Regions from separate parts of the Homo sapiens genome. Here region 1 is linked to region 2. A link is a loop called in an ENCODE intact Hi-C map of the cell type or tissue named here. Cell type or tissue: pancreas. All regions are shown on one strand. Region 1 has its middle 23 kb from the start of CEBPB-AS1. Region 2 has its middle 60 kb from the start of LINC01271.

The links. A loop is a pair of places that touch in the nucleus more often than their neighbours do. Peaks named below come from ENCODE experiments on the same cell type or tissue, not always from the same donor. Only the 100,000 strongest peaks of a DNase experiment are listed, where the experiment ranks them.
Region 1: a loop joins it to region 2, with 2.2 times the contacts of the local background. A loop is called at or near these places in 1 of 110 quality-filtered maps.

What each region holds. Positions count from the first base shown.
Region 1 is chr20:50,212,944-50,217,943 of GRCh38, forward strand. No RefSeq gene overlaps it. Among named protein-coding and RNA genes, the nearest start is that of CEBPB-AS1, 23 kb to the left of the region's middle. In pancreas, no CTCF peak of the experiment used is centred here; no DNase peak of the experiment used is centred here.
Region 2 is chr20:50,378,616-50,383,615 of GRCh38, forward strand. No RefSeq gene overlaps it. Among named protein-coding and RNA genes, the nearest start is that of LINC01271, 60 kb to the left of the region's middle. RefSeq lists a silencer at 453-881. In pancreas, a CTCF peak has its summit at 2,287 (motif pointing left); a DNase peak (open chromatin) is centred at 866; H3K27ac peaks cover 2,393 bases.

The DNA of each region.
Region 1 (5,000 bases), 170 kb before region 2:
TTGACTCTGAGACCTTTCTGTAAGCGGGGACTCCATGATGTTCACACACTTGGTGCCCGGTAAATAAACAGCTAGTAAATGGACTGACGGAAGCAAAGGGGAAGAAAAACAAAAAAAACCCTCCTCCCCCAAACCCCAATTTGGTTAATTGAGGGGTTCCACTGGGGTGATTTTTGGTCAATTGGAGTTTGCTTGTGAAACCGGTAAGAGCATGGACAATCAACCATAAGGTAGCAACACGCACTGAGCCCAGCACTTTCCAGAGAATTATCACACTGTGGATGTCACAAGGATGTTGGGAGGGTCTAGCTGGCCGGTGGGATCAGCTACCCCTCAGGCCTCCGATATTTTCCTGAGGTTCCACAACCGGGAAGTGGCTGGGTAAGGTTCCTAGACCCAGGGCCTCTGATCCTACTTGCCACGATGTTTCCATCTTGTTCTGTGCTGTGTCTGCAACTCACAGCCTGGCACACAAAAGACTCTCAAAGATGTGCTCCAGGAATGACTTTGATGAGCACACACCACACACCAGGTGCTGTGCTAAGCCCGGGGATACAGAAGAGAATAAGGCGGCCCCAAGCCCCACCTTCATGGCGGGTCCATTATTGGGGTGGGGGATACAGGTGGTCCGATGATGAGTGCTAGGGAGGAAAATAAAGAAGGGGAGGGAGAGGAGAGTGTGTGTGTGTTTGTGTGTGTGCATGCAAGAGGGAGAGAATCAGAGAGAGAGTGCGTGAGTGTGAGGAAGAGAAGGATGTTTCACTTAACCACAGAGGTCAGGGAATGCCTGGCTGAGGGAAGGTGCTATTGGGTGGGGTGGGGCGGGGGAGCCATGAGGTCTCTGGGGAAAGAGGGAATGGCATGGCAAGTGCAAAGGCTCTGAGATGGGACCATGCTGTCTATGTTCAAGGGACCGCAAGGAGGCCAGTAGGGGAGGTGCCATTGTGAGTGATGGGGAGAGAAGTAGGATGGGAGCTGGGAGGTGGTGTGTGTGTGTGGCAGGGGTGGGTGGGGTTCTGAGCAGGGCGGGGATATGCCTGACTTCTTCCTCCTAGGGTTACAGGGTGGGTGATGTCGGCCAAGGGGAGGAGAGAACAAAATGAAGCAGTTGGTGGAAAGTATGCAGCCTGTGGTCTGGTACACAGTAAGCACTCAATAAGTAGCAGAGTATGTGTGGGTTTTGGATGAGTGACCGCTAAGCTTTTTTTTTGACACAGGGCCTTGCTATGTCACTTAGGCTGGAGTGCAGAGGCACAATCATAGCACATTGAAGCCTCTACCTCCTGGGCTCAAGTGATCGATCCTCCTGCCTTGACCTTCCGAAGTGCTGGGATTACAGATATGAGCCACCACACCTGGCTGGAGTGACCTGCTAAGTTTTAATGGGATTCCTGGTGGGTTGGGTGATACCTGAGGGGACCTGCCTACTTGGGACTCGCCCCATGGAGGGCTCAGTGACCTCAGATGAGCTGGAGGTGGGGAGGTGGTGGGCAGGCGAATGGGAGGAGGAACTGGTTGGGGGCAGGCACACAGTGTCCCGACTGGGAGGGCAGGCCTTTCCGGGCTCCCCACCAGCTCCCCTCAATCTCTGTGTGTGGTCCACAGGCAGGACCCCCATTTGGGCTCTGTTTATGTGTGATTACAATCTGTGGTCTGTCTCTCCCATAGGTGCTAAGTTCCCTGGACAGGAACCCATCTGTTGTATGGGTGGCTGTGTCCTCAGCTCTTAGAATGGCACTGGGCACATAGCAGGTGCTCAGTGACTACTGGATGGAGGGTGAAGGGTGGGTGATTTTGTCTACGAGCAGAGAGATGGGTAGACGGATGGATGGTTGGATGGCTGGGTGGTGATGTGAGCAGCACTGAGATGGAGGAGAGATGGATGGGTGGGTAGGTGGGTGGGTGGAAAATTGGGTGGGTGGATAGATAAATGGACCAGTAGCTGACAGGAGCCTGGACCAGGGTGGGGTAGAATTCAGTAGAAAACTTCTGGCCCAAGAGTTAGAAGATGGGGGTTCGAGTCCAGTCTTGCTACTGAGTAATAACAAGGTCTGTGGAAACCTGGACTTGTTCTATTGTTGCTCTTTGCCTCTGCTTCCCCATTATTGGTTTTTCAACTTCATTATTCCTTTTATTGTATTGGATAGATCCCCTTTTATTCAATCCCTGGATGTTTCTGAAGCCTCACTGCAAGAACAGAGTGAAAGGGAGCTGCAGAGGAGATGGGGGGCAGGGCCCAGCCCTGGGCAGCCCCCGGGAGTCCTGCAAGCCAGGGGCACAGCTTGAACACTTAGCCTGACTGTTCACCATTTTGCCACAGCTTCCTCCTCTGAGTCTTTCCTCTCCAGGGTTCCTCCAGTGAAGCCTCTGCTTCCAGTGGTTTGGAGCAGTCCCAGAAATCTGCACTGTTAACAAGCCTGCCTCATCGTTCTGAACTTATTTCTGGTTAAGATTCACCGACACCTTCTAGGACTGCTGGATCCTATAGTTCAGCAGCACCATGTGAGTGCGTGTGTGCATGTGTGTGAGCACGTTTGCATGCATGTAGGGGACATGGGGTGGGTGGATGGTTGCAAGGACACTTTCTGTGTTTAATGTGAGATTTTATGTATTAAAACAAGACTGGAAACAACTGCAGTGTTCATGAGTGGGGCCGGTTAAGTGCCATGAGGCCAGTCCGCTCCACTCCTTGGGGGATCCTGCAGGCATTACAAATAAGGGAAAAGGTTCTGATAAGACACGATCTCCAAGACATCCTTACATGAAACAGCAGGTGCAAACGGTGCCTATTGTTTCACCACTTGTGTTAAAACATACATGCAAGAAGAGAAGTGTGGGTATTCGTGGACAATTCTGGAAGAACACACAAGAATCTGAGACCAGGGTGGTCCCTGGGGAGGGAAACTGGGGGGCTGGGGGTGGGAGGGAGAATGATGGCATTTTCTGAATCCCTGCCGGAGTCCTAGGTTCAAATTCTGCCTGTGATCAGCAGCGTGGCTACCCCTAAGCCGGTGGTGAGCACTCTTTGAGCCTGGTTTCCCCGTGTGTAAATGGGGCTGTGTTTGCAGTGTGGGGCTGGGCTGGCGTGCAGGGCCCAGACACTCTGCTCCTGTTTTGGCTTCTGTTTCCCAGGAGGCTCCTGGTCAGGCCTCACCTTCTAGCAGCCCCACTTGGCCCAGGGAGGGTGGGTCCCCGGGGAGGGGGTGGCCCGGTCCAGGGTGGGGCTGAGCTGGAAAAACCGGCAGGTTGGGAGCAGTCTGTGCAGGCACCATCTTCACTCCCCAGCCTGGAGGCTGTGGGGACACTCACTCCCACCCCACGCCCCTGGGAGGCTGGGACCAGAGAGAGAGAGAGAGAGAAAGAGAAAGAGACAGGTAACGAGGGCGATACAGAGAAAGGGAGAGACAAGAAAGGAAAGAGACAGAGGGAGACATTCAGAAGCAGAGATTCAGGCTGAGAGAGACAAAGATTCAGAGTCAGGAGGAAGGGGGCAGTGGAGCTCGGGTGGGGGTGGGGGCAAGGTTGCCTCTGGCCAGGTGCCTGGGACTGGACGAGGCATGGGGGCACTGGGGGGTGGGGTGGGGATGTCCATGCACCCACTGACCATGGGACAGGGGTGCAGGGAGCTGGAGCCCCCCCATCAGGACATCTCCCACACCTCTGAGCTCCAGCTGCAGGTCTGAGTGCTCCTGGGAATCCTCCGGGGCCTCTCACTTCTTGCCCCTCCAGGCCTCCCTGGGGATGTGAACCTGGCAGCTGCCTCTCCAGGGGGCCCTCCCAGAGCAGAGCTGGGAGGGTCTAAAGTGCAGTCGAGCTAATTAGTGTTAGGCACCGAGATAATCGCAGCTTGGAATGTTCCTTAGGAGGTCCTGGTTGGGGCAGGCAGCCTGGGGGCCATGAGGGTGCCTGGGATTGGCCCAGTAGGTCTGCTGGCTCCTAGAACCCTGAGTATTGGAGTGGGAGATTTAGGAAGCCTGGATCTTTGGGTCTTAGGGCTTGCAGTCTCTCAGTCCTCTCCAGGCCATCCTGTGTAGCAGCCAAAGTGACCCACTGGACTCCATTCTGACCATGTCCACCCCAGCCCCTGCCTGAAGCCTTCAGTGGCTCCCCATGGCCCTTAAACTGAAATCCACCTGCCTCTCCTCAGCCTAGGGGAGGCTGGTGATGAGCTCTTGATCCTGCCTCATCACTCTGACTTATTTCTATTTCTGGAACATTCCATACTTGGCCCACCTCAGAACCTTTGCATATGCTGTGTCCCCCAGCATGCCCCCTCATCCAAGAGCTCTCAGGCCTCAGCTATACATCACCTCACTGGGGAGGCCCCTGATTCCTGGCTTGCCTGGTCTCCCTGGATGCACCACGTAGCTCCCACCCCCTGCTTCCCAGGGCTCAGCGCTCTCTGTTCTCATAGTGGCATTCCTCATTCAATGTCTGCTTCCTCCACCCATGGAGTGGCAGCTCCATGAGGGCAGACTCCGGGTCTGCTTAGTCACCGTGGTGTCCCCTAGGACCTGACATGCAGCAGGTACTCCACCAGTGAGCTACTGACCACCAAGGAAGTGGACTGGACATTTCTTGCAGTGTGGACTCCTTCTACGTTATGAAGGGACCCTACTGAGCCCTGGGCTTCCCCTGTGCCCCTCCCACTGCCCCAGCCCCAGCCCCAGCCCCATAAGCTCCTGCGTCTTGAGACTCCACCAGGTGGCCCTGGCTGTGATGTCGCAAGGAATCACTGGCCAGAATCTGGTTGAGATTATCTCCTGGCTGGGCATGGCCCACGTCTCCACGCAGGGCTGGGACCACAGGCCGCCGCCTCAGGGTCCCTAAGTGTCCCACTGTGCCTCTTGTCTTCAGCTGCAGATAACAGCATTGGTCCAAGGTGGCCTTGCCTCAGCTGCAAGTGCCCGTGCTAGGGACGCGCTAGGTGGCCTCAGGGAAGTCCTTGTCTCTCTCTGGGTCTCCAGGTCACACAGAGTAGGGTCCCACCCCACATGGGA
Region 2 (5,000 bases):
TGGTGGTAAGTGCTGTAGATAAAAATAAAGCAGGAACAGTAGATCCAGAACGCCAGGTGGGTTTGCAGTTTTAAAAAGACTGGTCAGTTGGGGCTCCAAGGGAAGCAGGCGTTTGGGTGAAGACCTGAAGGAGGTGAGGGCCAAGCCACATGGATCTCTAGCGGAAAAGCAAAGCAACCCCCAGGCAGAGGCCACGGCAAGCGCAAAGGGCCGGCGACAGCACACACTTGGCCAGTTCAAGGAACAGAGAAGGGGCCAGTGTGGATTTAGTAGCTTTTTAAAAACTAATGATAAAAGCAAATGGTGCTTGTGGAACCACCACACAGAAAAACGAATACAAGAGAAATTGAAAGTCCACAGTCGCTGAAGGGTGGGGGCAGGGGAGATGGACTAAGGATCCGGGTGTCTGGGGTACAGTTCACTTGATAATCAAAGCAATTTTCCGTTTTGACAAGGCAACGCCAAAATAGCGCAGCTGCATCCAAACCTCCCAGCCGCAGCGAAACACCCGGCGTTTTTACACTCGTACCCCAGCCCGACCCTGAGCCAGGCACGTAGTAGGCGCTCGGTCTGCTTCTACATCCTCCCAGCTCCCTGGGTCCTGAGGGGGCGAGGAAAGATGAGTGCAAACCCCCCAAGGTACAGACTGACTTATCCCCAGATCCCCACAGGCCGCCAGCCAGGCCCCCAGCGGCCCCGGAATGACAGCGTCGTCTCTTCCTCCTCCTGCTTTTATGAGCTGTGAAGGAGGCTTGTCTCGCGTTGCACAATTGCCCCTTAATTGCTATTTCCTCTCAGTTATGAATTATGTCATGGATATGGCCGCTCACGTTATTAAACTTCCACACAGGCCTTATCGTCTGGAGTCCGGCCAGCAACCCAGCCTGACCTACTTTCCCACCGGATTTCAAAACCGCCTCCCTTGTCCTCTCGTTGGACTTTTCCTAAGGAGAGTCTACTGTGCCCAAAAACTTGACGCTAAAAATAAAAACTAGAACGGAGAAGGGGGGCCACAGCTGGCCCCACCGAAGGCCTGAGGCTCGGAGAAGTCCCTGGTGACTGGGGCCAAACCCCTCCCTTCCTAGAAGCTTCCTCAGAAAACCTGTCCTTGCGATGCAGGGTTCCCAGCAGGACAGGCAGGGACACCAGCCATAGTCCCAGGTCCCCTGCGTGATCAGATCCCACTCTCGCCTTTCTCGGTCATGGCCGGGATGACTGACTTTGGAGGCAGGCAAACCTGGGTTCAAACCTTAGCTCTGACACTGACTAGCCCATTCATTCATTCATTCATTCACTCCAGGTATTGACTGTCTCCTGAGTGCTGGCCCTGTGCTGGGCAGTGGGGAAATATCTGAGAACGAGGCAGACACAGTCGCTGCCCTCATAGAACTTTTAATCTAGTAGGCAGAGATGGGCACAAAACACAAATTCTGAAATTAGGGCAATGAAGAAAATAAGACAGTGCGGTAGGTTTGAGAACAGCAGGGCTGCCCGTTTGAGACAGTCAGGGAGAACTCTCTGTGCGGAGGGGTCATTTAAGCAAAGACCCCAGTCATGAGAAGAGCCGGATCCAGGAAGCCAGCCCTAATGAGGGAGGGGCTCAGGAGGTGCCTCGCATGCAGGATAGAAGGAGGCGCTTGCTCTCAGTCTCAGCCACGCGCAGGTTGGCATTTGAGAGTGAGAGCCTCCTGAAAGCTTCACCCTGGGGATCTCACTTGCCCCAACCTAGTCCTGGGCCTGCTGGGAAGGAAAGGCATCTAAGCAAAGGGCGCAGCGAATGCAAAGGCCCTGCAGTGGGATGAGCCTGGCGCTCTGGTGCAGAGAGAGCCAGGGAAGAGTGCAGTGCAGGGATGGGGACGTGGGTGAAGCTGGAGAGGTGGGGGTGCAGACCACAGAGGGCCTCGAAGGCCATGCTGAGGATTTGGTAAGGGAGAAGCTCTATTGTGAGGGCAGAGCTGGCAATCCTCGTGGGTGAGGTGATATTTGCCGGGGAGGTAGGGAAGACTCAGGGTGCATTTCTAGGCCGGATGACTTCTTGATTGATGTAGGAGAGATTAGCAAGTGCTTCATTTCTCAGTCTTTAATATTCTTCATCTGGGAAGTGGGAATAATAACATCAACCTCCCCAGAGAAGGTACCATACTTAGCACAGTGATTTACCTGGGTCACCCAGGAAGTTCGTGGCTCAGCCAGGACTGGAACCCAGGCCCTGCTCTCCAGGATGATCGCAACAGGCAGGGGCTGGATCTTGGCATGAGATTCTCCAGCGATGCCACCTCCCGGCCAAACAGGCCTCAGCAGCAGGGGCTGGATTTTTTTCTTTCTGAATTGTGCTTATGCGTGGGGCTGTTTATCTAACTTGGCTGAAGTTTGAGTCCTGGGTCTGTAAACATACCCTTTTAATTATTATACAAATGGTACATGTTCGTGGAATAAAAATTTGAAAATGAAAATAAGCAAGAAGAAAAAGAACGAGAGAGAAAGAGGGAGGAAGGAGGGAAGGAAGGAAGGAAGGAAGGAGGGAGGGAGGGAGGGAGGGGAGGGAGGGAGGAAGGAAGGAAGGAAGGATCTAAATCAACACATGTACACCTAGATGCATTATATAAGGACCTTCATTGCAGCATCCTTTGACATAACAAAAGCCTCCAAACAATGTGAATATCCAAGATTAGGGGCCTTCGTAGCTGCATGAATTAAAGAGTATTTCAATCCTGTGCTGAGACTGAAGTGAATAAAGCAGATATCGCTGTACTGATTTGAAACAACAGCCAAGATGTAATATTAGCCTAGAAAAATGAGATGAAAAACAGTGATTATAGAATGCTACAAAGTGTGTGTGGGTGTGTGTCTGTGTGTGTGTGTGTGTGTGTGTCTGTGTGTGCGTGTGTGTGTTTGTGTGTGTGTCTCTGTGTGTGTGTGTCTGTGTGTCTGTGTGTGTGTGTCTCTGTGTGTCTGTGTGTGTGTGTCTGTGTGTGTCTTAAGGAGAGAGTGAGGAATGTGTTTACCTATTTGCTGGTAGATGCTCAGGTTTCCTGACTTTCGCGTGGTAAAAATGGCAAGTCAGAGATGGGAGGAAGGATGATATTTTGCCTGTCCGTTTGCACTGTTGAAAGGAAAACTTGTGGCTTCTGTTTTTGTTTTTGTTTTGCCATGTGCGTGCCTGTCTTCTGTGCAACATTTTAGCAATATTTGAAAAATCAGAGACTTTTCGAAAGGCCCTGAGATAATCTAGGCTGGCGTTTCCTGAAAGTTCCCCCAAATCCCAGGATTCCAGCAAGGTGCCTGTAGGCCATGGGGCTTGGGGTGGAGCTGCAGGCAGCCTGACCCTCCTTACTCAGAGATGTTTCTCTTTCATCTTTTTTTTATAGGTTGGACAAGTAAAGGTTCAGTTGTAAAAGGGTTTTGCCTGCTTTGAAACGAAATTTTTGAAAAACTTTGATCTTGAATAATCTCTTCATTCTACCGATGAGGAGACAGGAACCCAGAAAGGAGAAAAAAAGGATCGTCTCAGCATCAGGCTGACCTGGGTTTCAGTCTAGCTTTGGCTGCGTGCCTTGGATAGTAAATTTTCCTCCTTGAACCTTGGCTTCTTCCTCCAGGGAGAAAAACCTACCTGAAGGTGATTAGTACACAGATATCAAAAGTGGAAGTAGACCCTGAGTCCTTAGCTAAGGACTAGAACGATCGTGGCAGAAACGTGCACAGGAAATCATGTGGCCTCTGTCTCACCAGCGGGTGTTCCAGGAATGGCAAAAGTGTTCCCTTTTCCCCATTTCACTCAAGTCTAGAATCAGGCATATCTCAGTTTGTTAGAAGTCAGCTCACTACAAAACCCAGGTATTCCCTGGGACACATGCAACTGCAAGGGGCAGGGAAACTCAACTCAAATGACTTTATCATTAAGGAAGTGTGTCTTCCTGTACATTCAGAAAACCCAGAGATGGCATGGCGGCTCTGACAGGCATGCATTCAGCTTCGAGGAACACAGACCCTGACCCCTGGCAGCATTTATTTATATTGTCCCCTGCTACAAGAAATCCAGAGGCATCCAGAGCTGATGGGGTGACTCAGGGGTGCTACCAGGGGTTCAGGTTCTTTCCCAGTTTTGTTGTTGTTGTTGTTATTGTTTTGAGACAGAGTCTCACTCTATCGCCCAGGCTGGAGGGCAATGGTGTGATCTTGGCTCACTGCAACCTCTGCCTCCTGTGCTCAAGCAATTCTCCTGCCTCAGCCTCCCGAGTAGTTGAGAGTACAGGCGCCCGCCACCACGCCTGGCTAAGTTTTGTATTTTTGGTAGAGACGTGGTTTTGCCATGTTGGCGAGGCTGGTCTTGAACTCCTGACCTCAAGTGATCTGCCCGTCTCAGCCTCCCAAAGTGCTGGGATTACAGGCATGAGCCGCCGCACCTGGTCACTTTCCCAGTTTTTGCTTAGCCATCTCGAACATGTGGCTTCTGTCCTCATGGTTGGCCATAATTGCAGCATGACCATTCCACCCTCAGCTCATGTCCACATTACAGGCTGGAAGAGGGGACAAGGGCAGAGCAGTGTGTCCACCATGTTTGTCTCTTTTCAGAAAGCTCTTCTGGGGGCCCCACTGGGAAAATTTGGCTTTCATATCATTGGTCATGCTGGATCACGTGGCCATTCCTGGCTGCAAGGCAGTCTAGGGGAGTGAGTGCGTTTTGCTGGCTCATTGCCATCCCAATAAAGTCAGGGTTCTGTCAACAAGGAAGAAAAGGAGCGAGGGCATTGGGCAGGCACTGAGCAGTGTCTGCCCCAGTAGTTCAAGAATTGTTGATACAATGGCTGAAAGACATCTTCCAAAACCTGTGTTCTCTTTCTGTTTGCATTCTACCATCCTCAGTGTGTGGGCTTCCATCCTGAGACTTGTTTTATCCCCTCAGTTTCAGGAGGGGGTCCCTTCCTTGAAGGCATGTGCTGATGCCCCCTCAAAAAAAAGTGTTCTCCCACCTAGGGAGGAGAGTTGAAAAGAGCTGT